2 separate regions of the Homo sapiens genome follow, and region 1 is linked to region 2. Evidence: chromatin loops called from intact Hi-C (ENCODE). Cell type or tissue: chondrocyte. All regions are shown on one strand. Each heading gives the region's core, and the rest is flanking DNA. Links, peaks and the distances in the headings are about the cores only. Region 1 overlaps COL24A1 (collagen type XXIV alpha 1 chain). Region 2 holds the start of COL24A1 (collagen type XXIV alpha 1 chain).

Region 1 (15,772 bases), core at 6,587-10,586, 260 kb after region 2:
TTCTGTAAATTGATCATTTATGAATTTAGTTATTGCCCATAATTCAAGCAGTATTTATTTTATAAAACATGCTTAGTTTATGTAGCTAAGCTATCAAATTTTTATTTCTGCTATGAGAACTTACTAATACAGCTCAGTGCAGCCAACTTTAATTTTCCTAAGAATGTAAATATTAGATTTTCTCTTTAGCCAGCATAGTTACTCTAAGAGAATATCCATGAGATATTTTTAAACGGTTATTTTAATATATAACTATGCCAAATTTAGGTGCCTATTATAATGCTATTTGACTTTCTTACAGCCTGTCGTAAAGCTTATTTTGTCTTAGAAGTCAAAGCAGACATATACAGTAACCCATGGGATAACTTCTATAACCAATATCAGCGTGAAATTTAAAGATGTTGATAAAGCTAAGCTTTCAGTTAATTAGCTTACTCTTGCTTTAAACAGAGAGAGTACCAAGCTTTCCTAGAGTTCTTCTGCCAGCCTTAAACTCTTAACTAGCAACTTTAGGCTTTATTACCTTTAATTAATATAACTGCATTACTTACACCTTCAGGTTGTTTTTTAAACTAAATGTGGTTATCATCACTGTGGGCACAGAACTTCTCTTTCTTCATTCCCTGTGTTGTCTTGACTTATAAAATGAAATAATAAAGTAAAAGTATTTTTCTAAGTAATGGGTTTTTTTAAGGAAGCATTCTTTTTTATTGATACGTATTTGTACGTATTTATGGGGTGGGTGTGATATTTTGTTACATGCATAGAATGAATAGTAAGCAAGTCAGGGTATTTAGGGTATTTCATTCATTACCTTTAGCATTTATCATTTCTATGTGCTGGGAACATTTCAAGTCCACTCTTCTGGTTATTTTGAAATATACAATAAATTATTGCTAACTATAGTCACCCTACTCTGTTATTGAACAAAAGAACTTATTTCTATTTCATTGCATGTTTGTACCCACTAACCTCCCTTTATCTCCCTCTCCCATCCATACACCCTTCCCAGCCTTTGGTATTTATCGTCCTACTCTCTACCTCCATGAAATGAACTTTTTTAGCTCCCACATATGAGTGTGTAGGGCAGCCAGAGATCACCTCCAGCCCCCATTTTAGCCCTCAGTGGGCTCTTCAGCAGGATCTGGAAACCAGATTGACACCAGGCAGATTAACAAGAGACAAGTTACAAATTATATTAGTTTTGTGTGTATATGGGGATCTTTACAAGAGAGTGAAGTCTGAAGTGCCCCAAACAAGATGCTTTTATACTTCTTAGACAAAGAGTGATACATTTGAGAAAAAGTGACAGGACAAAGAAAATCTAGCTAAAGTGGTAAACATTTCTAGGGAAGTCACTAAGAGATATATTGGCGAGGGGGTGTAAAACAGGTGGAAGATATGAGTTACTTCATTAAAGTGTGTTTATTCAGGTCCATTGCAGCCTTCAATTGTAAGACTCTGGTGATAAGGGCTATTTTCTCATACTGGTATGGAGAAGGTAGCCCTCCCAGAGGGATCTTTATTGCTTGCTGCATGCAGAAGGAGACAGATCAGCTCACCCTTTTGGAAACTACAATTTCTCCAGTGTTTTCATGACATATTTTGGGATGGTATGTCCTTCATTCCTTCAAGTGAGAACATGTGGCATTTGTCTTTCTGTGCCTGGGTTATTTCACTTAATATAATGACCTCCAGTTCCATCCATGTTCCTACAAATTATTCCATTGTGTACATATACCACACTTTATTTATCCATTTGTCCATTGAAGGACACTTAGTTGATTCCATATCTTTGCTATTGTGAATAGTGCTGCAATAAACATAGGTGCAAAAGTCCCTTCGATATGTGATTTATTTTCCTTTGGATAAATACCCAGTAGTGGGATTCCTGGATTGTATGGTAGTTCTTTTTTTTTTTTTTTTTTTTTTTTTGAGACGGAGTCTCATCCTGTTGTCTCACCCTGTTGCCCAGGCTGGAATGCAGTGGCATGATCTCGGCTCACTGCAACCTGTGCCTCCCAGGTTCAAGCAATTCTCCTGTCTCAGACTCCTGAGTAGCTGGGATTACAGGCTACTCAGCCACCATGCCCAGCTAATTTTATATTTTTAGTAGAGATGGGGTTTCACCATGTTGGCCAGGCTGGTCTCAAACTCCTGACCTCAGGTGATCCCACCCGCCTTGGCCTCCCAAAGTGCTGGGATTACAGGCATGAGCCACCACACCCAGGCTCCATTTTTAGTTTTATGAGAAATCTCCATACTCTTTTCCATAGTGGCTATGGAATTAGTAATAATTCACATTCTCACCAACAGCATATAAGAGTTCCCTTTGCTGTGCATCCTGGCCAATAGCTATTGATTTTTGTTTTTTTAATAATAGTCATTCTTCCTGTGATATGATGATATCTTATTGTGGTTTTGATTTCCATTTTCCTGATAATTAGTGATGTTGAGCATTTTTTCATGTGTCTGTTGGCCATTTGTCTGTCTTTTAAGAAATGTCTGCTCAGGTTCTTTCCCCAATTTTTAATAGAATTATTTTTTAACTACTGAGTTGTTTGAGTTCCTTGTGTATTCTGGATATATAGTTCCTTGTCAGATGAATAGTTTGCAAATATGTTCTCTCATTCAACAGGTTGTCTCTTCACACTGTTGATTGTTTCTTATGTTGTATGGAAGCTTTTTTGTTTACCATAGTCCCATTTGTCTATTTTTGGTTTTGTTTCCTGTGCTTTTGAGGTTTTAACCCAAAAATTATTGCCCAGACCAATGTCATGGAGCTTTTCCCCTTTTTCTTCTGGAAGTTTTATAGTTCCAAGTCTTCATATTTAAGTCTTTAATACATTTTGGGTTGATTTTTGTATATGGTGCTAAATAAGGGTTTAATTCTTCTGCATCTGGATATACAGTTTTCCTAACATCATTTATTGAAGAGGCCATCCATTCCCCATTGTGTGCTCTTGGCACCTTTGTCAAAAATCAGCTGGCTATAAACGTGTAGATTTATTTCTGGGCTCTCTTTTCTGTTCTATTTGTCTATGTGTCTGTTTTTATACTAGTACCATGCTGTTTTGGTAACTATAGTTTTGTAGTATATTTTATTTTATTTTATCTTTTAAAGATGGGGTGTAACTCTGTCACCCAGGCTGGAGTGCAGTGACGCGATCATATCACATTGCTGCCTCAAATTCCTGGGCTCACATGATCCCACTGCCTCAACCTCCCAAGTAGCTGGTTCTACAGGCATATTCCACCATGCCTGGCTAATTTTTAAATTTTTTGTAGAGACAGGGTCTTGCCATCTTACCCAGGCTGATCTTGAACTCCTGGGCTCAAGTGATCCTCCCTCCTCAGCTTCCCAAAATGTTGGATTACAGGTATGAGCCACCATACTCAGCCCAGTAGTGTACTTTAAAGTCATGTAGTGTGGTGCTTCCAGCTTTATTCTTTCTGCTTAGGATTACTTTGGCTATTTAGCCTCTTTTTTGTGTTACATATGAATCTTAGGATTTTTTTTCTATCTCTGTGAAAAATGACATTGGTATTTTGATAGGGATTGCACTGAATCTCTAGATTGCTTTGAGTAGTAAAAGTATTTTTTAAATGTAAAACATAAAATGAGTGGTTATTATTACTATATGTATTCCTTAATTTTAGAGGGAGTTCCTTGATTTGCAATACCAATCAGCACTTTACTTGTGAATGTTTAATATTCATTTTGTAAACTTCTAAATTTCAGGTCCTCTCTTCCAGTCTGAATTCACTTGCTGACGGGATTAACCTCATTTCTTTTTAACATTTGAAAAAATATTATAAACTTAATAAAGCACAGTCGTTCAGTCTTTGTACAGTTAGACATCGTGGGAGTCAGGCTACTCACCTAACATCTACAGACTTCAGTTTCTTCATCTTAAAAAGTGGGATTTGGACTAGTTCAGCTATGGCAGTAGGTGATTTCTGTGCCCAAACAAGAAACTGGCAATTAATTATGAGACTTACTCCAGCTAGATGCAGCCTTTTCTACGTGTATCTAGGCAGCCACTTAATCTGATTTTATCCAAGAAATGAAATGTATTTTCTATCTTTGGACCAAACAATCTTTTTAAATAAAATTCTAAATATACAACTATGTGTCCAGGGGCCTTTTGAAGCTTAATGCTTATGGCTGCCACCACGTAAACTTAGAATGACTTCTAACTTTCTAACTCTCTATCACTAGCCTTGGAGATATCTACTTCATTGGGCTTGATCATCTAGAGTCAAACTCCTTATCTTCCACTACTCCTCCCTCTCCACCCTAAGCAAACCTACATTTCTAATTTGTTTTCTATTGATGCTGTTATCTTCTACCAATTACTCAGTAATAAAATATCAAAGAAATACATAGTAATTCTAGGTTGTAAAGGAGTTTTAAGGGCCCAATTAATTACCAGTGGACACATTTTCAATTTAGACCTTACTTGTTTTTTATAGTATTTTAGAATGTTGACCACTCATTCCTTTTCACAGTCTTTTGGCCTTCTTCTTTTGTTACTCAAAAAAAAATTAGCTGTGTTTCTTTTGGAGCAAAAAGAGAAGAATTAGGCATTGAAGGTGCTAGAGAAAAAGAATCAATAGAGACGGCTAAAATTTCAAGATCATCTTGAGGGTTGAGGGTGATTATTAGAGCAAATTCCTGAGGGACCTTCATGCTTAAAACTTGAGTCATCCTTTGAACACTGTTCTTTTTTCATCTTCGGCTACTCAATTATTGAATATTCTAAGCATGACCCCTCATCAGAACTTTGCACTTGCTGTTTTTTCTGCTACAGTGATCTTCCCCAAATTATTTGTATAGCTTGCAATCTTACCTCTTTTAGGTGTCTACCCACATGTCACTTTAGAGAGACTTTTCAGGCCACCCTATCTGAAATAGTCCTCCCCACCTTGGATACTCTCTAGTTCTTTGTTTTTCTTCATTATACTTAACTACATATTTTCATTTTATAATTTAGTTTTACGTACTTATTTGCTTGTTTATGAATTCAGGGATTTGTCTCTTCTCTCTACCATGTCCTCTGGACCTAAAACAATGCTGGCTTATAGTAGGCACTCGGTATACATCTGCTGAATGAATAACACATGTTAAAAAATACTGATCTATGAAATTAAGTCCATGCTCCTCAACTTGATCTTCAAGGTCTTGCACAGTAAGACTGTAGTTCAGTTTTTCAGTCCTTCATTGGAAAATAGAGCAGAAAGAAAGTTGGGAATAGATTATGGAGTACCTTGAATATAGACTTAGAAATTGTAGGGCCGGAGCTATGGCTTTATCAGGATCAGTGGAGCTACAGATCCTCCATGAAGTGTGTGTTCTGTCCAAATCCCTGAATGTGCCTCAGAGGATCAAGGAATGCAGTTACCCTAAGAGTTCCCAAGAAGAGAGTCCTATTATAGTAAATAGCTTTTAATAATATAAAGCTAAACCAAAGCTTATCTCAGATGGGATACAAGAGAAGATTCTGAAGCCTAAAGGACTCCTTCAAATCTGTATGTTGTCCTGGGAGATTTGTATCACCGTTCTGTATAGAAATCTTTAGCATCAGTTTTCTGCCAAATTATTTGTAAGTGAACTTCAGACCTTCACCTTATAAGTCCCAGTCTTCTTTTCCACACTTACATCTTAATATTTCTCAACATGTAATCAATAGCCTAACCAAACAAACTACTTTTTTATTCTTTGAGTATCTGTTTTCATGCCTCTATATTTTTTTCACATACTATCCCTCATTGTAGAGTTTCTTCTATTTTGAATAAGTCTATGAGAACTTGACCTCCAGCTGCTAAAAATATCTTTATTTCCCATTACAAATGTGAAGTTTGTCTCCCTCTTTGAATTCTTGTTTTGGTCCTTGGCATGTCTTATCTCTCTGTATATTATTGTCTTTTGTATATTTGTATAGTAGAGAAACTTTCTCTCAATTATAAATCACTGTAACACTTAACATAATTCCTTTTCCACAGGTATTCAGTTAGAGTCTGTAGAATTGAATCAAGTCCCTGAACAAGGACTTTAAGATCTTCCAAAGAAAGTTATAATTTAATGGAAGACTATTCTGTCATTTTCTTATAGAATGACTTTTGCAACGGCTTTTTTGCAACTAATTATTGAATGAACACTGAGAAGTTTTAAATTTACACGAATATTTTCAGTAGTATTTTCTCTACCTTTTCTGTGCCCCTGCCATCTCCCAGTAATTCCTGACAAGCAGTTGCATAGCAGGTACAATGCAGTCAGCACTCATTTTCTTTCTTTCTTTTTTTTTTTATTCCAGCTAAACTTTATTTCTTTTTTTTTCTTCAATTTTTATTTTAAGTTCAGGGGTACGTGTACAGGAGGTGCAGGTTTGTTACATAGGTAAACATGTGACATGGTGGTTTGCTGCACAGATCATCCCATCACTTAGTTATAAAGCCCAGCATCCATTAGCTATTCTTCCTGATACACTCCCTCCCCCGAGGCCCCCTGACAGGCCCCAGTGTGTGTTGTTCCTCACCATGTGTCCATGTGTTATCATCATTCAGCTCCCACTTATAAGTGAGAAAATGCGGTGTTTGGTTTTCTGTTCCTGCATTGCTATCATTTTCTAATAATGTGAAGAGAAGAGCACCATTTAAAAATATTAAACTTAAGGAGACTGCTTAGAGAAACAAATCCAGCCACTTTTAATTTAGAGTTGATTAAGAACAAATTCTGGCTGGCTGCTGAGTAAATTATAAAGTGAACGAAATACCCAAATAACACACCTATATTATAACCACCTCAACTACTGTGTTAGCTATTTTTGTGCTCATTTGACTTACTATTTGTCATTAAATCTTAAAAACATGGGCTGATTCTCCCATGCAGATAGGTTGAGCCATATACCCAGCTGTATTATTTTCTGTTGTCAGGGCATAAAATCAACATCTTGGCCGTGCGCGGTGGGTGGTGGCTCACGCCTGTAATCCCAGCACTGTGGGAGGCCGAGGCGGGTGGATCACGAGGTCAGGAGATCAAGACCATCCTGGCTAACACAGTGAAACCCCGTCTGTACTAAAAATACAAAAAAATTAGCCAGGCGTGGTGGCGAGCGCCTGTAGTCCCAGCTACTCAGGGGGAGGCTGAGGCAGGAGAATGGCGTGAACCTGGGAGGCGGAGCTTGCAGTGAGCCGAGACGCGCCACTGCACTCCAGCCTGGGCGACAGAGTGAGACTCCGTCTCAAAAAAAAAAAATCATCAACATGTTCATCTGTGAGGACACATAACTGTTAAGAAAAAAAAAGGAACATTTCAAATTAACAACAGGATATTTTTTTCACCTCTAGGGATCAAGAGGACCAGATGGTCTCTTAGGGGAACAAGGTATACAAGGTGCCAAGGTAATCATTGATTTTTCTCATTTCATATGTAGTTAAATTTTATTGAGATCATATGTCCTACTAGTCTAAAAAACAATATATTTCCCTACAAAAGTATGGTTCTAAGTTTTCTCTTTGTCTAAGTATGAAACGCATAAAGTTTTTACTACACAGGCAGAGATGTTTTCTTTTCAATAATGAACTATATACTTACTGTCTTTTTTGTATGTGAGTGTATGCTAGCATATGCTAGCATAGTAAGACCATAATTCACATTCTTACTAACTCACCTGGCTTTGATACTTTGTTAGGGTGAAAAAGGAGATCAAGGAAAAAGAGGGCCTCATGGTCTTATTGTAAGTAATAAAACATTTCACATTAAAGATGAACATTTTAAGTCTTTTTTGTTTTTCTTAGTATGATTAATCTTTTTGGAGGGGACTACTTGACTCAAGAATTTTCTTTCTCATGTAGGGTAAGACTGGAAACCCTGGAGAAAGAGGATTTCAAGGGAAACCAGTAAGTAATTTAAAAAATCATGCTATGAAAAATTTTTATCTGCATTTTTGGGGGAAAGGGGCTGCTCAAACAATGTTTGGGGGATTTTTTGACACATAAAAATTATATATATTTGCAGTATACAATGTGATATTTTGATATATGTATAAATTATGAGCTGATTACCTTTATCTGCTTTATTCTCTAATACAACTATTGTTTAGTATTCAATATGTTGGACTAAAAGAATATAAGTTCTTTTTCTCCTTTAATCATTGGGTCATTGTTTTATTTGAGCAAGTTGCTTACCCATTCTGGGCCTGGGTTGTACCTATCCATAACTGGTGGTTATAACTGTTACTTTTACTTCACTCTAGTTATGATAAATTACTTTTACTGTAAAACCCATTTCAAAATAAAATGGTGTGACATATAAATATAATGAGACATTAATAAAGCTAACATAATAACTAACTTTTTTCAGGCCTCTTGCCTAGTTTTCTTTTAACTCAACTTGAATTCCTTTTAGGCCTTTGGAGTATAGAGCTGTGTGTGTCTTCATGCCTTCCCATGGCACTGCTTAAGAGTTGTTAATATTTTATAATACTAGTTATTTTCCTACCATCAAAAATCTTACCAGAATTATACATTTTTTTCCCTGAGAGGCAACAAGTTCTATGGTTATCATCACTAAGTAAGAGGAAAAAAATGTTAAAGATTTACCCACACATGCATACTTACACATAGACATGTAAGATAGTACATGTATGTGAGCACATAAGCTTAAGTATATGGATATTTTTACTTTCATTCAGAATTTTAATTTTTAATGATGACATTTTGATTTGTTATATACACATATATGTATAATATAAAGTTATAAAAATAGATAATATAAATAGATTGCAGCTCGGGAGACAGAAAAGGATAGAATAAAAATGTTTTAGCCGCTACAGTATTAATAATTGTCTATGTAGTAAATGTCACTGCATTTGCTTGTTCCTTTTTGAAATCTGCTGCCCCCTGCCCGCTGTTTCCCACAATAACATTGTATTTAACAGTGATCCAACCTAAAATACCAGAGACCTAAGACAGAAAACAAATGACTATGTCTAGGAAAGAACTTGTGTGTGGCATTGTATTATTGATTAACGTTATCCTCAAAGAATATTACTTGAGTTTTAATATTCATCACCTGAGTTTCTATTATATTGATATAAATGGTGTTTGTATAGATTATGACTACTTTGATATACTTTATACAGTGCTGATACATTGCAGTGAGTGGAAAAGTTTGGAGGTCAAGTTCATCCCTCTCATTTAAAAAAAAAATGAGACCCAGAGAAATAAAATTACTTATTCATTTTGTATTCATTGATGAGCTGAAAATAAAGGTAAAAATATAGGTCATTCATTGTTGACCTTCCCTAGAATTTTACCTTCATTTTCAGCCCATCAATGTATGCCTGTATAAACATGATATTTCATGTTTGACTTTCTCAATTAAATAAAAGATACTAGAATCATTCTGTAACCTTACCCTGGTTTGTAACCTTACCTGGCAAACATGTCTCATAGACTCCTGGAAGAATTAAATTACCTTAGTGTATGACATGGTTGGACATTAAATATGAATTTATAATAGTTGTTGAGGTTTACTTAGCTCTATACCTACATTGTCTCCTTCTCCTTGATTGGATTGACATGATGGGATTGGATTGACATCTTGGAGAAGCTGGGAAAAGTCAACTGAAAAAAGCCAGACAAGCCCCAAAGGTTCACTTGATCCTTCAGCACAGTCTTAGCGTTTTTAGTCATTTATGCACTATCAACAAACAGGCAGTGCTGTATATTAGAAAGATAAATTCGAGGTCAGATTGTCCTTTGGTCTAGTGTATGCTCCTAAAAACCATATAACTTTGTTTAAATTGGTTAGGCCTGGGCATGGTGGCTCATGCCTGTAATCCCAGCACTTTGGGAGGCAGAGGCAGAAGGATCTCTTGAGCCTGGGAGTTCAAGACCAGCTAGGGCAATGTAGTGAGACCCCCATCTCTAAAAATACATATTTTTTATTTTTAAAATGAATTTTAAAAAATGGTTGGGATAAGAGCTCTAAGACCCTCTCCATCTCTAAATTTTCATAATTTTAAGCCAGGAATTAAATGAAAACTGGCAACATATAGTGCTCTGGTAATCCAGATAACTAGTAAAAGTATATTTGTCCGTGGACCAACACTGTTTCCTATACAATACTTGCCTCCCATACATCTGACTCAAAAGAAAATCAGGAAGAAAGACCACAATCCATTGTGTTATTAAGGTGTTAAGGCCTGGATCACTATTTTAGGTTCTCTAAATAATATAAAAACTATCATAACTCATACGTTACTGAGGTTTTTTTTATCTAGATAGTCTATCAGTTTGTGAGATGGGTGTAAAAATTCTTCAACTATAATTTTTGTGTTTCTCTATTTCTCCCTTTAATTCTTTCTAATTTTTCTTTATGTATTTTTAAATTCTATTGTAAGTTTATTCACATTTATAATTATTATGTCTTCCTGATCAATTGATCCTTTTTTTGTTAAAAAATATTCTTGTTTATCTCTGGTAATACTTTTTACTCCTGGTAATACTATTTGTTGTGAAGTATATGTTATCTGATATTAATACTCACATAAAGTTTCTCCAGCTTTCTTATGCTTGCTGCTTACATGGCATATCTTGTTCCTTAATTTACTTTCAACCTATCTGTGTCTTGATATTTAAAGTGAATATCTTATAGTTGGACCTTGTGTTTTATTCATTCTGACAATTTCTGCCTTTTAATTTGAGCATTTGTTCAATTTCAATTTAATGTAATTATTGATACGTAATTGATGTGGTTAGATTTGGGTCTCCCATTTAATGATCTGTTTTTCTTTGTGTCCTTTTTATTGTTATTGTTCAATGTCTTCTGTTGGCATTGAATAATTTTGAGAATTCTATTTTAATCTGTCTGTTGGATTTTTAGCTCTATTTCTTCTCATAATTTTCCATGGTTATTCTAGGTCAAGGGACAGCAAACTTTTATTGTGAAGTGCCACAAAATAAGTATTTTATGTAAATACTTAACACAAGTGTAAGAAACTTGCCAACAATATAGGTCCATTTACTAATATTTTTTATGCTATAATTATTTTATGTATTACATCTACATATATTTTAAACTACGCATTGCAAAGTTATGATTTTTGCTTTAATATAAATAAAATATTTTCATGATGTAAATGAAATACATACTTTAGAGATGTTTAATGGGGAAAAAATGTTTATCATTTACCCACATATTTGCCATTTCTGATGTTATTCATTCCTTTCTGAAGATTTGTGTTTCCAAATGGTGTCATTTTCCTGTAACCTATAGAACATCCTTTATATTTCTTGTAGTAAAGTCTGCTAGTACATATTTCTCTTAGTTTTTGTTTATAAAATGTCTTTATTTTTCCTTTACTTTTGAAGTATACTTTCACCGGATATCAGATTTTAGGTTGACAGAGTCTTTTGGGGGATTTTTTGTTTTCATTCAGCACTATAAAGATAACTTGCCATTTTCTTTTGGCCGCTGGTATTTCTGATAAGTAGTCCACAGTTATATATATATAAAATTAATCCCTTGCATATAATGTATCATTATATTTTATTGGAATCAATCATATTGGAAGTCATATATTGGTTTTGCCACTTACTAGCAGTCTTGACTTTGTACAAATTACTTAACTTCTCTGGGCTTCAGTTTCTCTATCTTTGATATAGGAAATCTTTCATAGTCATAATAAATGTATAACAAATGATATTTATTATGTTCCTGGCACAGGCTCTAATAAATAACAACCAAAATAGTCATTATTATCCTCATGGTCATCATTATCATAGTTACTGGGTTGAAGTCATAGAGAAGGGAGTTCTGAAAAGCCTTAAAGATAATTTTTATTTTATTCCAGCTTGTGCTTTTCCTCTTTATCCCCAATAAAAACAGAGTCCACTTAAATTATTTCGTAGCTTTGCAAAAGAGCTTTTATGCAGTATCAACAGCATTAAAAGTACATGATAAGCTTGATATTATGTCTAAACATACTTTACAAAGAAAATTGGGCAGACATTATTTAAAGTTCTGAAGTTTTCTGTATATTTCAGTTGGTGTACTAGGCACAGAGAGATTCCTTATAATGATCCTCTCTCTTAATTAAGGATCCTGGAGTAAATAGGCACCATATCATTTACATGACTGAAACAGGGCCTCAACCAGATGGGAGTCCATAATTTTACATATTTCCCTTTCCCTAGCCAGAAAAACTGAACATAGCATTAAAGATTATAACTTAGAAGATAGTGTGTTGCTAAGAACTTTGAATATCTTTACTTCTAATTTAATGTCATATTTTTATACCTTTTAGTTTTTAAGGTAAAATGGTATTTGTGATTAGCTGTATAGTTATCAGCTTTCCTGAGATCAATAATGTAGAAGATGCAACTTACGGCCGGGCGCAGAGGCTCACGCCTGTAATCCCAGCACTTTGGGAGGCCAAGGCGGGTGGATCACGAGGTCAGGAGATTGATACCATCCTGGTTAACACGGTGAAACTCTGTCTCTACCAAAAATACAAAAAAAAAAAAAAAAAAAATTAGCCGGGCGTGGTGGCGGGCGCCTGTAGTCCCAGCTACTCGGGAGGCCGAGGCAGGAGAACGGCGTGAACCCAGGATGTGGAGGTTGCAGTGAGCCAAGATCATGCTGCTGCACTCTAGTCTGGGTGACAGAATGAGACTCCGTCTCAAAAAAAAAAAAGAAAAAAAGATGCAATTTACAAAAGGATCAACATGTTATGTATTGTCAGTGGTCATCAGTGCCTCGCACACAGTAAATGCTCAATAAATCTTTGACTGAGTCAGAGAAGACTCAGAATTTGGTTTAGTGTTCTATCTACTTCATATCTGAGATGCTCTTTTATGGTACTACAAAGAGTGTAAAGATGGGGAAAAAAGGAAGTTACAGGTCCAGTATGGTTATTTCCAGTTATCTAGGTTCCAAGACTCCTGTGCCTTGCCAGGGTTTAAAGGCAAAAGTCATACTTATTAACACATCACAAGGATTATTATTTTTGGAAAAAGGAAACTTTATATGAATATTAAAACTATAAAGAAATTCAGATTTAAAATAATTTTGGATAATTATTTGTCACAATATAGGAGTGAGGATTAAATAAAAATAGGGGTAGATATAAAGAACTCCTACAACTCAAGAATAAAAAAACAACCTGATGGAAAAATGAGCAAAGGACTTGAATAGACATTTCTCCAAAGAAGATATACAAATGGCCAGTAAGCACATGAAAAGATACTCAACATCACTAGTCATTAGGGAAATGAAAATCAAACCACCATGGGATACTATTTCACAAACATTAGAATGCTGTTCTAAAAAAAAAAAAAGAAAATTTGTGTGGCCAAGGATGTGGAGGAATTAGAACCCTTGTGCATTACTGGTACAAATATAAAATAGGGGAACTGCTGTGGAAAACAGTTTGGTGGTTTGTCAAGAAGTTAAACAGAGAATTACCATATGATCTATCAGTTCCACTTCTAGGTAGATACCCAAATAATTGAAAAAAGGGACTCATACAGATACTCGCATACCCATGTTAATAGCCGCATTATTCACAATAGCCAAAAGTTGGAAGTGATCCATGTTCTTTGATAGATGAATAGGTAAACAAAATGTGGAATATGCATACAGTGGACCCAATCTTAAAAAGCAGGAAGTTTTGACACATGCTACAACAGGGATGAACCTTGAAGACATTATGCTAAGTGAAATAAGCCAGTCACAGAAAGACAGATATTGTATGATCTCACTAATATGAGGTACTTAGGGTAGTCAAATTCATGGAGACAGAAAATAGAATGGTGGTTGCCAGGAAATAGAAAAAAAGGGGTGATGGGGAGCTAGTATTTAATGGGTACAGAGTTTCAGTTTGGGAAGATGAAAAAGTTCTGGTAACGGTTACACAACATTGTGAATGCACTTACTGCCACAAACTTTACATTTAAAAATGGTTAAAATAGTAAATTTTATGTTGTGTGTATCTTACCACAAAAGCAAAAAAAAAAAAAGAATAGCAATAGACAGAAAAGTTGGGTGGAAGGATCCATAGGAAAGCTAAGGTAAGGAAAGTGTCTAAAACATCTTCACACACCACTTTTCCTACAAGTATTGCCTTTATTTGTCCAGGGTTTACAGGGATTGCCTGGAAGTACAGGTGACAGAGGACTTCCAGGAGAGCCAGTAAGTTTATCTTTATACTTTTCTAATTGTGTCTTTCTCATAAAATACATTTACATTTCCATTATTGCTCTGCTGTGCTGTGACTGGTATGTTTTAGAAAGCAGCATTTATCATAGACACCATAGACTAATCACATAGAATGAAAAATAATAGTTTATAGTGCCTTTCTGGTTGCATATAGTCAAATATGGTGCTGTTTTTCTGGAGCTGTTAAATCTGAGCATATTTCTATTTTCAACAAATAAAACTCTGTTTTATTGAATCTCAGAAATTCTCTTTCTGAATGGCTTGCTGTTCTTATAATTATTATGTTGCCACACACGCACAATCACATTTATGAGGCAATTTCTATAATTAGAAGACCATACAGAGAGAAGCCAAATTTTACATCTGATGGGCCAAAATGTGCAAACATGACAGAAATGCAGTTACATCAACAGTACAAAAGCTTGCATCAATACAAAAACTTATGAAATCATTATGAAATAGTTTCATAAATATGATTCAATTATGGAGTTTCCATGGACGGTACGTTGTGAAAAGGAAAGACCTGTCACACCTACTTTCTTACAATTTATTCTTTTTTGCCAATGAAGTCATTCTTCTGGTTAATAGTGTCAGATGTAATGTGCTATAATGTGCTTCTAAGATGTACAATACAATATAGTCTTTCAAACAACTGCATTGATTTTATTATCGGTTGACACAAAGGTTTACAGGTGGCTTTTGTATAATTCATTTAGTTAGTAGCAAATGGAAAATTCTAACACTAAAAGAGCTATTCTTACCTTAGCTTTTTCCTCATTTATATACTTAATCTGTGATATAAGCTCTCAAACAATAAGTGAAGATTTGACAGTATTTATAGTTCTTTCCAAATAAAGAATCTTAGATATGTTGTTGATTTTTTAAGCTAAATCCTTCTTGGTTTTCTCCCTATTATGTATATCTTAACCTGCCATTTCAATTCTGATATTTATCTGACCTAAAATAATGCAACTCTCTTTAGCATTATTTACTTAAGTATATCCCCTAAAAAGTCTGTACACTGCTTGAAATCAGAGACCATTTCTTTTATCTTTGTAATCCCCTTTCCTGGTATAATGTCTGGTATATATAAGTAAGTGCCAGATAGGGATAGAAATGAGGCAGGTGACAAAACACTCATAGATTTATGAGGGCTATTGCCAACATTTTTAATTTTTATCCTTAGAACAAAGGATGTTATTAAAGGGCTCGGGCTAGCTTTATTATCAGATTATTTAGTTTATTATCTGATATCTATTTTGTAAACATCAGTCAAATTACAAAATGGAGGGAGCCAAGAATGGCTGGCTGTTGCAATAATCCAGATAAAAAATGGCAGGACCTTTTTTATGAGCAGGGAAAAGAAGTGGACAGACTAATTCAAAAGGAGATAAAACCAATAGGTAATAAAGACTCTGTATGTGAAGTATAATTCTTAAATTTCTGGCTTATTGTATTAAAGAGTTGATGATACTATTCACTGAAACAAAAAAAAACACGGAAAAGTAGGTTTGAGAATGGAAGATTATAAATTCAGTTTAACTG
Region 2 (14,749 bases), core at 1-4,000:
GAGGGGGAGGTGTGCGCAGTGTTTGGTGATGTCATTGCAAGTCAGTGAGCGGTGAAATTTAACACCGGCCGGATTTGCTTGGCTCCTCTTCTTCCAGGCAAAGCAGCCGGCGGCAGTCAACGCCGAGCGCCTGCAGTTGCCACCGGCCCCCTCGCACCGACTTGATTTCCGAAGTGGGTGTGTGTGCTTGTTTGACAAACGTTCGGGCGCGGGCTGTTTCCAAGGACTTCCTCCCCCACTTCATCTCCTTCCCTACCCCCACCCCTTTCTCCTCCCAGGCCCAAAGCAGAGGACTCCACTGGAGTCACAGAGTCGCCTTTGAACCGCAAGTGAACTTGAGTGCTGCACTAGCAGCCCGGCTCCCGCTGCCGCCGGCGCCCCGAGGCCTCCCAGTGAGGTTTACCTCCTCGCCCGCCCTCCCCGGGGAGCGCAACCCTGGGCTCGTTCGTTACCGAGCCAGAGAGCTAGGAAGCCTGTCCTCCCCTTCGGGTGCTATTTCCTACCTCCTCCCGACTTCACCCCCTCCCCTCCTTTTTTTCTTGTTGCGGGTTTGAAGCATGGTTTTCATGTGATTGTTTTTTCCCTTTTTCATGGACAGTACCTGCACCCTAAGCAGTTCAGAGTTGGCTTCTGTTTTCCGTTAGCGCTTTGCTGCACGGACAAATGCATACAAATGCATTTAAGAGCCCACAGAACAAGGCGTGGAAAAGTCTCCCCCACGGCAAAAACGTAAGTAGCCCACCCGCCGGGTAGGGTAGGGGTTAGACCAACCCCTCTCTCCACCCCCTGGTTCTGCTGAGCCTGATGGAGATCTGAAGTCCGGCTCCTTGGCACTTTTTGGCTTTAGGAGCGGCCGAGTACCCGCGGTATCTTCCCCTTGTCTTCTCAGCTTGCAAAATACCGTGTTTGAAAGGATGCCTCGTGCCAGCAGATCTCAGACAGTTTATGCTAAAGCGATCTTTTGGCTCGAGAGGAAAAGCTCGCTGGCGCGAGTCCCGAGGTCCAGGGCAGCGGCTCCCTAAGCTCCAGAGCTGGGCTCCGACGATCTCTCTGGCTCCAGCTCCCGCCGCCCTCGCGCCCTCCTCCCCTTCTCCTCCCGCAGGGCCCTGTCGAGGTCCTGCTTCCCCGAGGTGCTTCTCAGGGCGTCCAGCCTGGCGATTGCTGTGACGCTAGAGGTCCCCCAGGGTCAGTGTGCGCAGCCTGGACCACTGGACTCAGGCGTGAGGAAGGGTCGCCAGCGGGGGGAAGGGGGTGGCTGCAGAACCTCGGGCGTCGGGGGGTTGTTTTACCCACGGGCTCAGAGGCAATCCCCTCTGGTTAGAAGGCCAACAAACGTTGCCCATCCGAGCCGAGGCTGCGCCCTGATCATTGCCCTGTCACTGGGGAAGTGGCACTCGCGGCGGGGACTGGGGAGGGGAGCAGGACACGGGGGCGGGCCTGCCCCTCCTGCGGAGGTTTTGGGCGGGTCCTGACGGGCACCCCACCTCCCCTTTGGGCGCTGTACCTGCTCCCATGCCTTCCCTGGGAAAAGGGCTCGGACCAGGGGTTGCGCGGCTTTGGCTGGATGCCCTGGTCCCCCTGGAAGAGGTCAGTGGGTTACACAAGTTTGCTTCTGGCCCCTGGGCGAGAAGGGTGAACGCGGCTGTGGAAGTCTTCTGCAGAGAGGCTGCCCCTCAGGAGGCTAGGTGGGAGGAGGGCAAGGAACAGAATTGACCGTGTCAGCTGAGGGCAGGCGGAGGCAGGGTGCGGAGAAAGAGCGCCTTGTGGTCGTGTTTGTATGAACATGTGCTTCCCAGCCGCGTGCAGCCCAGCCTGGCTGGGGCTCGCGCGCGCGCTCTCTTCCGACCCCTGGAAGCCTCGCTGCTGGGCTTCCCAGCTGACCACATGCACCTCCCCGCACACCCCCATCCCCATGCAACAGTGAAGAGGAAACCTCCCAATCTCCTCAACCCCGTGCGGGCAGCGGGGTGCTGGAGGCTGGGGAGTCCCTGGAGCGAGTAGAGGTCAAGCTCTGCGGGTTGCCTTCTCAGAGCGGCTCACGCAGGTCGCATGGGGTTCCCAGGCAGAAGATTTCCCGCCACTGTTCTCGATAAACATCCCTCTGTGTGGACCAGCCTGGAGAGTCGGGGGTTGCAGCCGATCCTGCGGAACTGACAGATCTTCCCGCTGATCAGGGGCGGATGCAGAGAGGCTCTAGCCCTGCCAGCCTGGAGACTCCAGGAGAGGCGGAGTGAGGCCCTCCACTTCTTGCCCAGCCAGCCTCCGCATGCGGCCCTCCTGCAGCTCCTGCCCCGAGGGCTTTCCCTCTGCCACCGCGCGAGGCCCACGCTGGTGACTAACACTCCCCTTGGTAGTTGTGACCAACCACCGGAGTTAAAGCAGATCTGCTCCTGGGTTTTGTCTTGTCTGGTTTACACTTCCCTTCCAGACGCTCCCAGAAAAGGCCCTGCATAAATTCTTGGGCAGTTTGGGGTTTGTAAATTGGGTCCAGATGATTTGGGGGGAGGGAGGCAGAGAAACCAAATAGAATGGATTGCACCGGAGGAACTTCTGAAGAAAAATTATAAAACGTGGAATGGGAAGAGAACCCTTGTGCAGAGACATGGGGATAAGTAGCAGGTTCTGGATGAAGGTGTTTGTCTCCCATGACCACCAGAGGCCTTGCAGCCCTTGGTTATCTCATAATATCCAATTTGTTCTGTTACAGGGGCCACTGGGGATGGGCTGCAGAGAATTAAGGGTAATTCATAATTACATCAGATTACAGAACTCACAGCTCCAACCACACATGCAAACTTGGGAAAGATAGCTAATGATTGGACTGAAAAAATTGTTTCTAGAAAATCCAATTTTCATAAATAATTTGGAATTTTTCCCTTTGAAAAATAATGCCACCAACCCTTCGGAGTTTGAGGCGGGGTGGGGCGGGGGGGCTGGATTTGGAAGAAGTAGCTGATTTATAATGTCAGGCCACTGAATTAAACCTTAGAGTCTCTGATGAAATCCCTGAGTTTTATTTTCCTTTTGTGGTGATGTTTTGTAAGAGAGGGAGCGCTTTTTAAAATCACAGTTCTTATTAGTCACCCAAAAACAGTTCCAGTTTAAAAGTGGATCTTTACGACACTTTCTTTTGTGGGGTCTTTTATATGGGTTGCCTAACGTGAATTTGTAGAATTAATAAAATTAATGAAATCTCAAAGTCAGCTTTAGATACCTTAATTTGACATATTATCAGAAGGTCTCTGAGGCAGGCTATTATGGTAATTAAAGACTTTTATAACCAAAAAGGAATTTTGGAATATAAAGATCTATTTCCTAGATGGCACGAAATTCTATTTTTTAAAGTTGCTTAGTTATATTTGTGTTCAAATAAATTTTTAAAATAAGCTGATGTCTCAGGGAGAGTAAATCTAATTTATGGAAAGTACTTTTGAGTGTCATTTAGACATTCTACTTGGTAATTTGTGAACGGCAGAATAAAAGTAAATGTTATTATGGGAATTAGAATAGCTGTGCTAGTTTCCTTGCCATGCCTTCCAACTATGACTTATTTTAGAATTTGTAACTCTAATGAGAAGTAAAGACAATTTTATTTTCATTCTCATAAAAGGCTAACATTATTCTGTCATTCATTTATTCATCATTCATTAACGTATTTATTCAACACATGTTTACTGAGCTCCAACTATGGGCCCAGTGTGGTTCTAGGCAGCAGAGATACAATGATTGAGTATGACAGATCCACAGTTGCTGCTCTCCAGTCTAATAAAGGAAATAGCAAATGAAACAACCAAGTATAACGAAATGAGAGGAGGATATATACATGAGGGGCACCTAGCAGTCTTGGGTGGGTGGGTAGGGGAGGAAAGGATAATACTGGAAGGAAAAGGTAACCAAAGGAAATGAAATCTAGACTGAGACCTTACTGAAAAGAACATGAAATTTACCAGACAGAAGGAACAATAAAAAGCTCAGAAGTGAGACAGCACAGTGCATTTGAGGGCCTGAAAGAAATGAAGTTGGTTGGAGTACACATTCTAGGGAAGCAGTGACTGGAGCTGGAGCTGGAGAGATAAACAGAGACCAGATTTGGAAAGGCCTTTAAACCATGTTTAACAAGCAGAGGTTGGGGAGACTTGACTTTTCTTGATTTTGGGATGAGTGTATAGGTAGAAGATGCTAGATAAGTTATGTATTTGTTGAAACTCAAGACCACCTGATACTTTCATTGACTGAAGATTATCTGATTCATTAGTTCACTTGAAAATCTTTATCTAACACTAGTATGTGCCAGGAACTTTACTAAGCTAGGCAATAGTTTAACATTCTCTGTGGTATTACTAGGACAGACTAGTTTAGATGTATTTTTCTTCCCTCCTACTGACTGGACTCTAGACACTTTGATTAAATGAAGTTCTTAAGCATTTATCTCCCTTGCACTGCATGAATTGCTTGAATGCTTAGAATTTAACCAAAAGCTCTACAGGTTGAGTACTGCTCATCTAAAATGCCTGAGACCAGAAGTGTTTGGGATTTTGAATTTTTTTGGATTTTGGAATATTTGCATATATATAATGAGATATCTTGGGGATGGGACCCAAGTCAAAACATGAAATTCACTTATGTATCATATATACCTTATACACATAGACTGAAGTTAATTTTATATAATATTTTTAGTAATTTTGTGCATGAAATGAAGTTTTGACTGTGACCCATAAAGTCAGGTGTAAAATGATTCCAGTATGGCATCATTTCAGCCCTCAAAACCTTTCAGATTTTGGAGCATTTAGGACTTTGGATTTTTAGATTGGGGGTGCTCAACCTGTAGTATGCTTCATGCTGGTTTAGCTATATAACTACCACCTGAGTTGAATTAATAGTCTGAAAAATTAATTGCAAGTAAGTTAGTGACAGTACTACTTTGCTCCCTGAATCATCCAACTTTATGTCCACTGCTGTGATGAAAACTCTTTTTTCAGTTATTTTGAGAGGAAAGAACAGAAATTTTACTATTTCTCGATCTTAGTAGCTAGTAAAGAGCAAAATCTGTAAAGCTGTCATGACTTAGAGAAGTTTTTGGCATGTAAACGTAGCGTGGTGGAAATTGTTGAAATTATTGATGTATATCACGTGTGTGTGTCTTTCAGATTTGTTCACCATTTTCAATTGGTTTAAAAGAAGGCCACCAACTCATAAAAAGTTGTCTATTCACAAGATTTCACAAGTCCTTCCCACTATTATAAATTGAATCTATGTAGAAGTGAGCATCAGTAGCCTGAAGACATAAGTTATAATACCTTAGAGTCTCAGGGGTACCCTAAGCAAAAGATCCCTCGGATTCCCCTAAAGCAACTTGGATCTTTTGAATAAAGAGGAAGTTGAATAGCTCTAAGAATCATCTAGGAACGATGCCTGGAATGGGTATTAGTCATTTACATGTTCTGAGTATGGTCTTTGGATATCTATTTTCTGTCTTATCCTCTTTAGGCCTTTACCCTCACATGTCTGGTTATGTTTGGACTGTTGCTGGTGTCAAAGTGAAAATGTGACTAGCAGCCAGACTCATGCAGAGTGTTTCTTATTTTGTTAGCTATCAATATCTTGGGTTATATTTTTTGAGCCTTTATGAAGTGTTTGTTACCATATTGTTGATTTATTTTGGATATGGTCTGATTTTGTTAAATGTCTGAGTAACTATAACTCTATAACTTTGTATTAGTGACACATGGTCCACATATACAAACCAGTGAATGAAAACAAACATGTTTTGAATATTCAAAAATTGTTCATGTTTAATATACCAACTAGACTGTTTGTGGGAGTAAACTAAATATATGAATGAATTAACAACTTAGTAGACTATTTTAGGTTACTTAAATAGTATTGGACCAAAACTATAGGAAGACCGTTACAGTTTTGTGGTTAAATAACAAACGCTTTATATATATGTATGTGTATACACACACACACACACATATATACAAACCCTTTATATATATGTATGTGTATACACACACACACACACCTATATATATAACATTTTGCTAAGTAATTTGCTTTTTGTCTTTTAATGCCAGTATACTAATGTGATCCCATCACACACACAAATTATAGGATTTTACATTTGGAATGTAAAACACAAAAACATAAAATTTGTATTATGTCATCACATGATAGATGAGTCAGCTAAGACCCAGAAGGACAAAGAACAGCTGCTTCCATAGAGGACTCTACCATCTACTGCTAATGTGGAAACTTGATAAGTTTTATTTGTTGAGGAAATGTATAATAAATGTAACATCATAAGGAGGAAAATCCAAAGAAACAAACAAACCTAGTCCATCAGACATTTCCCAAGAATCTTGGATTCATTAAATACCCATATACAATAATGGTTTGGCTCTTTATCAAACTGACTATGTCAATGAAACTTCATCCTTTCTCTGTTGTACCCACTTCAGAGACAAGAAAGCTAAAATGAAAATTAAGAAAAAAAAGAAGAAGGCTACCATATATGCTACCATAGCAGATTTAAAAAATTCTATTTCCCTTCTCTTTCTTTGGACATCTAACTAAAATTGCCTGTATTTTATTTTATTTTTTCCAAGTGTTAAAAGAATCAAGTCCATAAGGAAAAAGTGAATTCCTCAGTCATTGGGAGATAATACTTTTGATCATTTCCTTTTAAAAAGTATTTACTGTCAATTTCATGTAACACATGGGTACACTAGAGGTAAAAATGAAGACCTGCTGCTTGCTCAGATATTTACTTTCATAAAAGGTAGGACTTATAGGAGTATAACAAAGTCACAATTAATGTATCAAAAGTACAGAGGTGGGGGAAAGATTCATTCCCCTTTAGAGATGATGGGAAACTTCATGGAGCAAGTATTGATTTAATTAGGCTTTGGGTGTACTTAAGAATGGTAAGTGGAGACTGGTAGGGCATTTCAGACATATACAAGGTCTTTCCAGTGGATGGAGAATAACTTTGTATGGCTGGAACTTTGGAGATATCAGGGGTAGTGGGATCCATACTGCTAAAAAAGGAAATTGAAGCTAAATAATAAGGGTCTTGAATGCATTGTAAGAAACTTTACCTGTTCTTTTTCAGTTCGCTATTTGTTTTGGTTGTAACTAGACAAAGAGAAAGAGAATCTATTTCAGTCATTGATCTCTACCAGTCCATTAGTCATCAGCTTTCATACACAGGTACATTTATGCAAGGTATGGCTCAACTGGTTTGTCATAATCCCCTAGGATCACCTGTCTAAAGAATGATGCTTGATGTGCTCAGGTTTTCCTGCCTCACACCAGGAATGGACTTGTTAACATGTTTATTTCCATTTTTCTCCACTGAGGTCATTGGGGAAGTTTATGAGTTTGTTGAATTGCTAAATGAGTAGTGCTGGCTGTTGTACTTGTCATTAGTTATTTTTAAGGGAAAAGTGCCTGTTGGGTTGTTTCTATGCATCTGAGTGAGGCTGATTACCTTGGGCAGGTGAGACATGCTTCCATTCACATTCAACTTTATACTTAAGACAGCATAATTGAGATGCACTATCCTTCATTGACTGTAATCCTAAGTAAGCAGTTTTCTAGTCTCGCTGATATGTATCCTGCCAGTTATATGTTGAAACATAAATTTGAAAGGTAAATAGCCTCCTTACTCAAGCTCTAAATCATATTAGGATACATCCTGGAGAGCCCACACATCATTTTAATCTTGCGTGATGGTCCTCAACCTTGTTTGCACATTAGAATCAGTGGAAAATGTTTTAAAATGCCTGTGTTATGGACACATTAAAATCAGAATCTCTGTGGGGCAAGGAGAGAAAGATCCAATTATTAGTTTTTAAAACTCCCCAGGTGGGCCAGGCATGGTGGCTCATGCCTGTAATCCCAGCACTTTGGGAGGCTGAAGCAGGCAGATCACCTGAGGTCAGGAGTTCGAGACCAGCCTGGCCAACATGGTGAAACTCTGTCTCTACTAAAAATACAAAAATTAGCCGGGTGTGCAGTTAGAATGGCAATCATTAAAAAGTCAGGAAACAACAGGTGCTGGAGAGGATGTGGAGAAATAGGAACACTTTTACACTGTTGGTGGGACTGTAAACTAGTTCAACCATTGTGGAAGTCAGTGTGGCGATTCCTCAGGGATCTAGAACTAGAAATACCATTTGACCCAGCCATCCCATTACTGGGTATATATCCAAAGGACTATAAATCATGCTGCTATAAAGACACATGCACACGTATGTTTATTGCGGCGTTATTCACAATAGCAAAGACTTGGAACCAACCCAAATGTCCAACAATGATAGACTGGATTAAGAAAATGTGGCACATATACACCATGGAATACTATGCAGCCATGAGAAATGATGAGTTCATGTCCTTTGTAGGGACATGGATGAAATTGGAAATCATCATTCTCAGTAAACTACCACAAGAACAAAAAACCAAACACTGCATATTCTCACTCATAGGTGGGAATTGAACAATGAAAACACATGGGCACAGGAAGGGGAACATCACACTCTGGGGAGTGTTGTGGGGTGGGGGGAAGGGGGAGGGATAGCATTGGGAGATATACCTCATGCTAGATGACGAGTTAGTGGGTGCAGCGCACCAGCATGGCACATGTATACATATGTAACTAACCTGCACATTGTGCACTTGTACCCTAAAACTTAAAGTATAATAAAAAAAAAATTAGCCGGGTGTGGTGGCAGGCGCCTGTAATTCCAGCTATTCAGGAGGCTGAGACAGGAGAATTGCTTGAACCTGGCAAGCAGAGGTTGCAGTGAGCTGAGATCGCTCCACTGCACTCCAGACTGGGTAACAAAGAGCGAACTCCATCTCAAGAAAGCAAAAACAAAAACAAAAACAAAACAAAACTCCCCAGGTAATTCCAGTGTGCAGCCAAGGGGTAAAAAGATCCAAACAGGAGGACTTTATATCATCTCTTGAGGGTCATTTATTTTAGAGTAGTGGTCCTCAGAATGTAGTCCCAGATCAGTAGCGTCAGTACACCCAGGAACTTGTTATAAATGCATATTCTTGAGCCCCACCCCAGACATACTTAGTTAGAAATTCTGGGGGTGAGGCCCAGTGATTGCTCACAAGTGCTTCATGCGATTCTGATCACACTAAAGTTTGAAAACCACTGACCTAGTGCAGTAGGAAAGGATTTTAAAAGGGCCAAATAATATTTTAGGGTCATGTCATGTTATAAAATTAGATATATGTGATTTAAGCAAAAGTAAAATCAATTTAGATGTATTTTAATAACATTGTAAATATAAACACAGTGAATGTTCTAAATAGTTTTTTCTCAGAGTTTGGCACACGTACAATCTGCACTAGAATCACCTAGTTAAAATGTATGCATCCTGCATATCCATCGCAAATTTTTGAATCATAATCTCTGTGTCAGGGCCCAAAATCTGCATTTTTTACAAGTTCCTCAGGTGAGTCTAACATTTGGGAACCATCCATCTACATGAATAATGCCATATATAAGAATGTTTCATAGGCCTCATTAGAATATATGGTTTAGTTATTTATCCATATCAGCTGAAATCTCTGCAATGATTCAGTTGATCTGTTTGTAGAGTTAGTGACAGTTGTTAAGTATTCTATCGAAACCTTGTCTTATAAGAGCTGTGCTCTGGACTGAGTACGGCCATAGAATGTTCAATTTTAAAATTACTAACAAAGGATAAATACCATTTTAATACAAATGAAATTTGTGTTCCATTATAAATAGTCGAATTATATATTTGCTGGCTTAAGCTTTGTAAAAAGATCATCTTTCTTACATTAAGATGCTCCTTATACTAGTTGGTAAAGGTAAAAAACATCTTATTAGTAATAAATAGAAAATGTACCAATTACTACTAGTACATCAGGAATTTAATAAAAGGGAATTAATGGTTTATAGACAGCTCCATAATCACTCCTTGCGGAACTGCATTTTACAAATACATCATTTGAACAGTCCCTGGGTTAGAATCAAAAACAGAATCAGGGTCTATATTAGCAAAATTAGGTAATGAAGTATTGTTTTCAGCATGCTTATCATCTCTCTTCAAAATTATTTCTGTAATTTTCATTTTGGAGGTAGATACAGCCAATTATGAAGAATGTTCAACAAAATTTATTAAAAGTTTGGTTATACTAGCAATGTCACAAAACATTTTTGCTTAGATAGCTTATCAATACTAATGGACATTTTAATTTGTAGTGATTGGGTATTGTGCTCATAGCTACTACTAATCAAAATGCTCAATGTTGACATCTACAGGCCATTGCTATTTTCAAAACCAAAAAATCATGAATCTAGTACGAGTGATTTAAGTATGATATTCAAATGGCTTTCACATATAACCATTAAACAAATAAATAGCTGGTTCCATTAACTTATAATCACTATAGTTAAGCAACTGTAATTTGCGTTATTTTTGTGGAAATTTCTATTACTTTGTATGAAATTGCATATATGGTAATTTAACATAATATATGATAATAATACCACCTATACTAGTTCATATTTATTGAATGTTTCCTATGTGCCAGGTACTGTTTTCTGTGCTTTACATGAAGTTTTTAAGTTAATCTTCAGAAAATCTTATGAGATAGGTTTAACAGATAAAGCAGCTAAGGCATAGAATGATTAAAAATGTGCCCAAGTCACATAGTAAGTGGCAAAACTGGAATTTCACTTCAGAGCCTTTGGTCTTAACCACTATGAATATTAAAATATCATGCTATTTAAAATAATTGCTTAATTCTTAATCTTGCATAGACTGTTTTGGATTCTATATGGTTGTAAATGTCCAACTAGTAAGTTTTTCCCAAATGCTTTTTTCTTTTCCTAGGAAATCACTTCTTCATTTTATTGTACTATGTGTGGCTGGGGTGGTTGTTCATGCACAAGAACAAGGTAAGAAAATTACCTTTTAATTTATTTGCTTACTTAAAAATTCTACTTCCAGACAGCAAAAGTACATAACTTTCAACTCATTATAACTGTAAATTCAACATTAAACAATAACAAAAATTCCACCCAGTACCATGAGAATGTAAGATTAAAGAAACCAATTTTGAGGGGAAATACGACCTTTAAGAAATTACTCATATCTTCCGTCTGTGAAATTGCTTACATTTTTAAGCAAACTCTATAAAAAAGAAGTTTTGTACAATAAAAAGGCTTTGCTTGTGACTTCATTTTAAGTGGGAGTTCTTGGGGGTGGCAAACTGTGACTGAATTACCTTTGCACTTCTTGATACAACAAAAGCATATAAAAAATGTTCCGTCCAGATTTGCATCATTAAGAAACAAAATGGAATTTGCATACTAGTGGGCTTAGGATTCTATGTAATTCAAATGGAGAGGTTTAGAAAATAAACCTAAACCTGTTTTGTTTGTGCCTACTAGTTAATTACTCTGGTAGTATGATGATAGAGTTTCAGGAGTCTATGTATATCCTAATTCATTCATTTAAACATGATTGATGCATCTTCTATTTCCTGTGTAATATCCTATTGCCAATGATTGGAAATGTAAATAAGATAATGTCTGTAGCATCAAAGTGAAAAAAATGCCTTTATCAAAGGTAAAAAACATACCAAAGTCAAAGAGACAAATCCTAGAACTGTGCTGGACCTACAGATAATATTACCAAGGCCTCAGATTTGTTTGTTTGTTTTTCTCCTCTGCCTTAAAGGTAGCAAAGGGCTCTTCTGCACAGAGCTGCCAAAGCATTAATTCTTACAGAACCAAGTTTTCAGTTGAGTGGTCAGTTTGATGAACCCCTTGTCAGTTTGATCAATTGATCAAATAACAGTAAGAAAAAGACAAGTAAACAAATTATGAATGAAATATGTGCAAGGTAGAGAGAGGGCAAAAAGGAAGAGTGGTACTCTGGTTGACCAAATTGACAAGTAGATACAGATAAATATTCTTTCAAATATCACATAGATGAATTAAAATATTTCTTAGAAGACATTTTCTAAATCTCTTTTATGGGAAATGATTAAGCCACATGTCACATGTAACTTCATGAAAAACTATTCTTAACCAAGGCATTTATGTTACTTCATTTAGCTTGAAGTAGCCATGAAGAGGAGAAAAACTCTCTCTCTTAATTTATTGTTATTATCACGGTTACTGTTTCTGAGAACTTACTATGAGCTACTAGTCACTGTGCTATTAGAATGTACATTTACTTCACTGCTGCCTCATCACAGGGTTTTGTAATTATGGCCATGATAGAATTGCTGAAACTGAGATTAAGGAGAATAGGTAACCACCTCCAAGTAAAAGCTTAATGAATGGAAGAACCAAGATTTGAGCTCATATTTTGACTGCAAAGTCTACAAATTCCTTAAAATTGAGGCTCCTAGAGCCACAGAGAAGATAAGGAAGAGAAGAATACAATTATTAATTAAATGTATATTTTGTATCATCTCTTTTGCTGGTACTTTACATATATTATTCTAATCATCATAATGAACCTGCAGAGTAGGTATTATAGATGAAGAAACTGAGACTCAAAGAAGTGGCTCACCTACAGCTTAGATTTGAATCTAGGTCTGTCCGTCTCTGAAGACAAAACTCTTTCCCTTAGACGTCCTCTAGCTTCACAGTTGCCAGCCACTGGCATTATGAGTTTAATAATTTACCAAAGATATTATTATCAAAATATTAGAAACCCATGCAAAGAAAGATATAGGGAAAATTAAATATTTATGAACTTATTTTTTAAAAATCTAGAACCAACAAAAGGAATAAATGAAAGAAACAACATATTTCTCTCACCCTTAAGATCTCATTTATGGAATGTAAAATATGTTATTTTATTTCAGGGCAAGCATCATAATTTTCAATTTTATACACCTAAAATTTTATTGCCAGTTCTTAACAAAAAGAAAAGTCCTTTAGAAAACCTCTCAGACTTTAGAAAATTGAATATTTTTGAGCACAAAAAAAGAAATGGAAATAGCATATTATCAGAAACTTAGAAACACTTTTTTCCTAAAAGAAATTTTCTGATTAAATTGGCACGATGCAATTTGTAACATCTAATCAGGAGACTGGAAAACCATTATCAGATAAATTGTGTTTTTATATGATCACAGATATTATTTATATTAATACTGCTGAATATGTTTGAGTGAGAGATTATCCTAAGTTAGACTTATCAGAAATAAATATTTGTATGCTTATGAGATTTTTCAAAACTTAAAAAAGTATATCAAAGAATTACAAGTACTGTACAAAGTTTAAAGGCCAAATTGTATGACAAAACATATAGCAAAAAGCAGTGTCCCTTCCCCTTACCCACTCCTACTATTGTCTGCCCAAACTCTTTTAGCACCTTCTTTTGGTTTTAACATCTATATTTAATACTATAATATGTTTAAATATTATATTGACTTCCTATTATTAATGATGAGGACTTAACATTACTATTCTCTGTGTCTCCTTTCCCTACTTCTATTCTCTCAATATAGTTTTATCCAATTTTTGGTTAATTTAATATTCACAATTCAGCTTATTATGACCATGTGTATATTTTTTTATCACTGAGCCATGTACGTTTATATTTTTTTCTTGTGAATTAACAAGATTGCCTCCTTTTCTGTTTGCTTTATGTTCTATGTCACTATCACTAAATCTCAGATATTTTGAAATATATTTTCCCCCAAACGCACCAAGTACTCCAGAAATTTGATTCTTTTCTTGGAGATATTCCTTCTGCATGCTAAAATTCTGCTCTGCTATGGACCAGTAGTTCTCTAAGCTTCCAGTAGAGCTGATATCTGTGTTAGATGGAGTTTCTTGGAAGTCTTATGTCATTTTTCATAGTCTATTTCCTTATTTATTTGGGTGCAGCACATCCTCTAGTTGCATCCTGAGAATATGCACTTGGGTGGTGCATTTTTTACAACATTCCATTTCTGAGAATGTGTTTATTCTCAGTCTTACAGGTAGTTCAGGTGAGTATAAAATTTTAGGCTGTAAATATTATTCCCTCAGAATTTGAAATATTTTCATCTTTTGCCTTTTTTTATCTGGCTTGCAGACTTTTTAAATCTGATGTTATATTAATTCTTGATCCTTTATATGTGACCTTTTAATTTCCCTTTTAATCCCTTAAGATCATCTATTTATCTTTGATGTTTTGGAAGGTTACAATAATCTGTCTTGGTACAGGTCTTTTTACAATTCATTGTGCTAGGCACTTAGTAGGCCTTTTCAGTGTGGAAGCATCCTTAATTTTCTGGGAATTTTCCTGCGTTATGTTTTTCTTCCTGATATATTTATTTCCTCTTTCTTCAATATCTTTTAAATATTAAATCTTCAGTATTGGGCTCTTTATTTTCTTATTTTTAGATCCTATTTTCCGTCTTTGTTTTATGTACTACTTTATGTGAGATTTTTCATCACTTACTATTCCAAACATTTTGTTTAATTTCTTATTTCTTCTGTGTTTAAATTGTTTTTTTTGTTTTTTGTTTTTTGTTTTTTTTTTTGAGGCAGTGTCTCACTCTGTCGTCCAGGCTGGAGTGCAGTGGCGCAATCTCGGCTCACTGCAAGCTCTGCCTCCCAGGTTCACGCCATTCTCCTGCCTCAGCCTCCCGAGTAGCTGGGACTACAGGCACCCACCACCACGCCCAGCTAATTTTTTGTATTTTTAGTAGAGACAGGGTTTCACCGTGTTAGCCAGGATGGTCT

What was found. A loop is a pair of places that touch in the nucleus more often than their neighbours do. Peaks named below come from ENCODE experiments on the same cell type or tissue, not always from the same donor. Only the 100,000 strongest peaks of a DNase experiment are listed, where the experiment ranks them.
Region 1: it touches region 2 in a loop (2.2-fold over the local background); 3 of 110 quality-filtered maps call a loop at or near these places.

What each region holds. Positions count from the first base shown.
Region 1 is chr1:85,887,988-85,903,759 of GRCh38, reverse strand. It overlaps COL24A1 (collagen type XXIV alpha 1 chain), which reads left to right. Exons shown (of 60, transcript NM_152890.7): 29 at 7,351-7,404; 30 at 7,695-7,739; 31 at 7,858-7,902; 32 at 14,147-14,200. Among named protein-coding and RNA genes, the nearest start is that of ZNHIT6, 190 kb to the right of the region's middle. RefSeq lists an enhancer at 6,603-7,102. In chondrocyte, for the core only: CTCF peaks have their summits at 8,681 and 8,895; no DNase peak of the experiment used is centred there.
Region 2 is chr1:86,142,321-86,157,069 of GRCh38, reverse strand. COL24A1 (collagen type XXIV alpha 1 chain) reads left to right here and starts at 298. Exons shown (of 60, transcript NM_152890.7): 1 at 298-729; 2 at 10,887-10,951. The coding sequence starts at 674. RefSeq lists a cis regulatory region at 4,087 and an enhancer at 4,003-4,172. In chondrocyte, for the core only: no CTCF peak of the experiment used is centred there; DNase peaks (open chromatin) are centred at 139, 1,309, 1,679 and 2,099.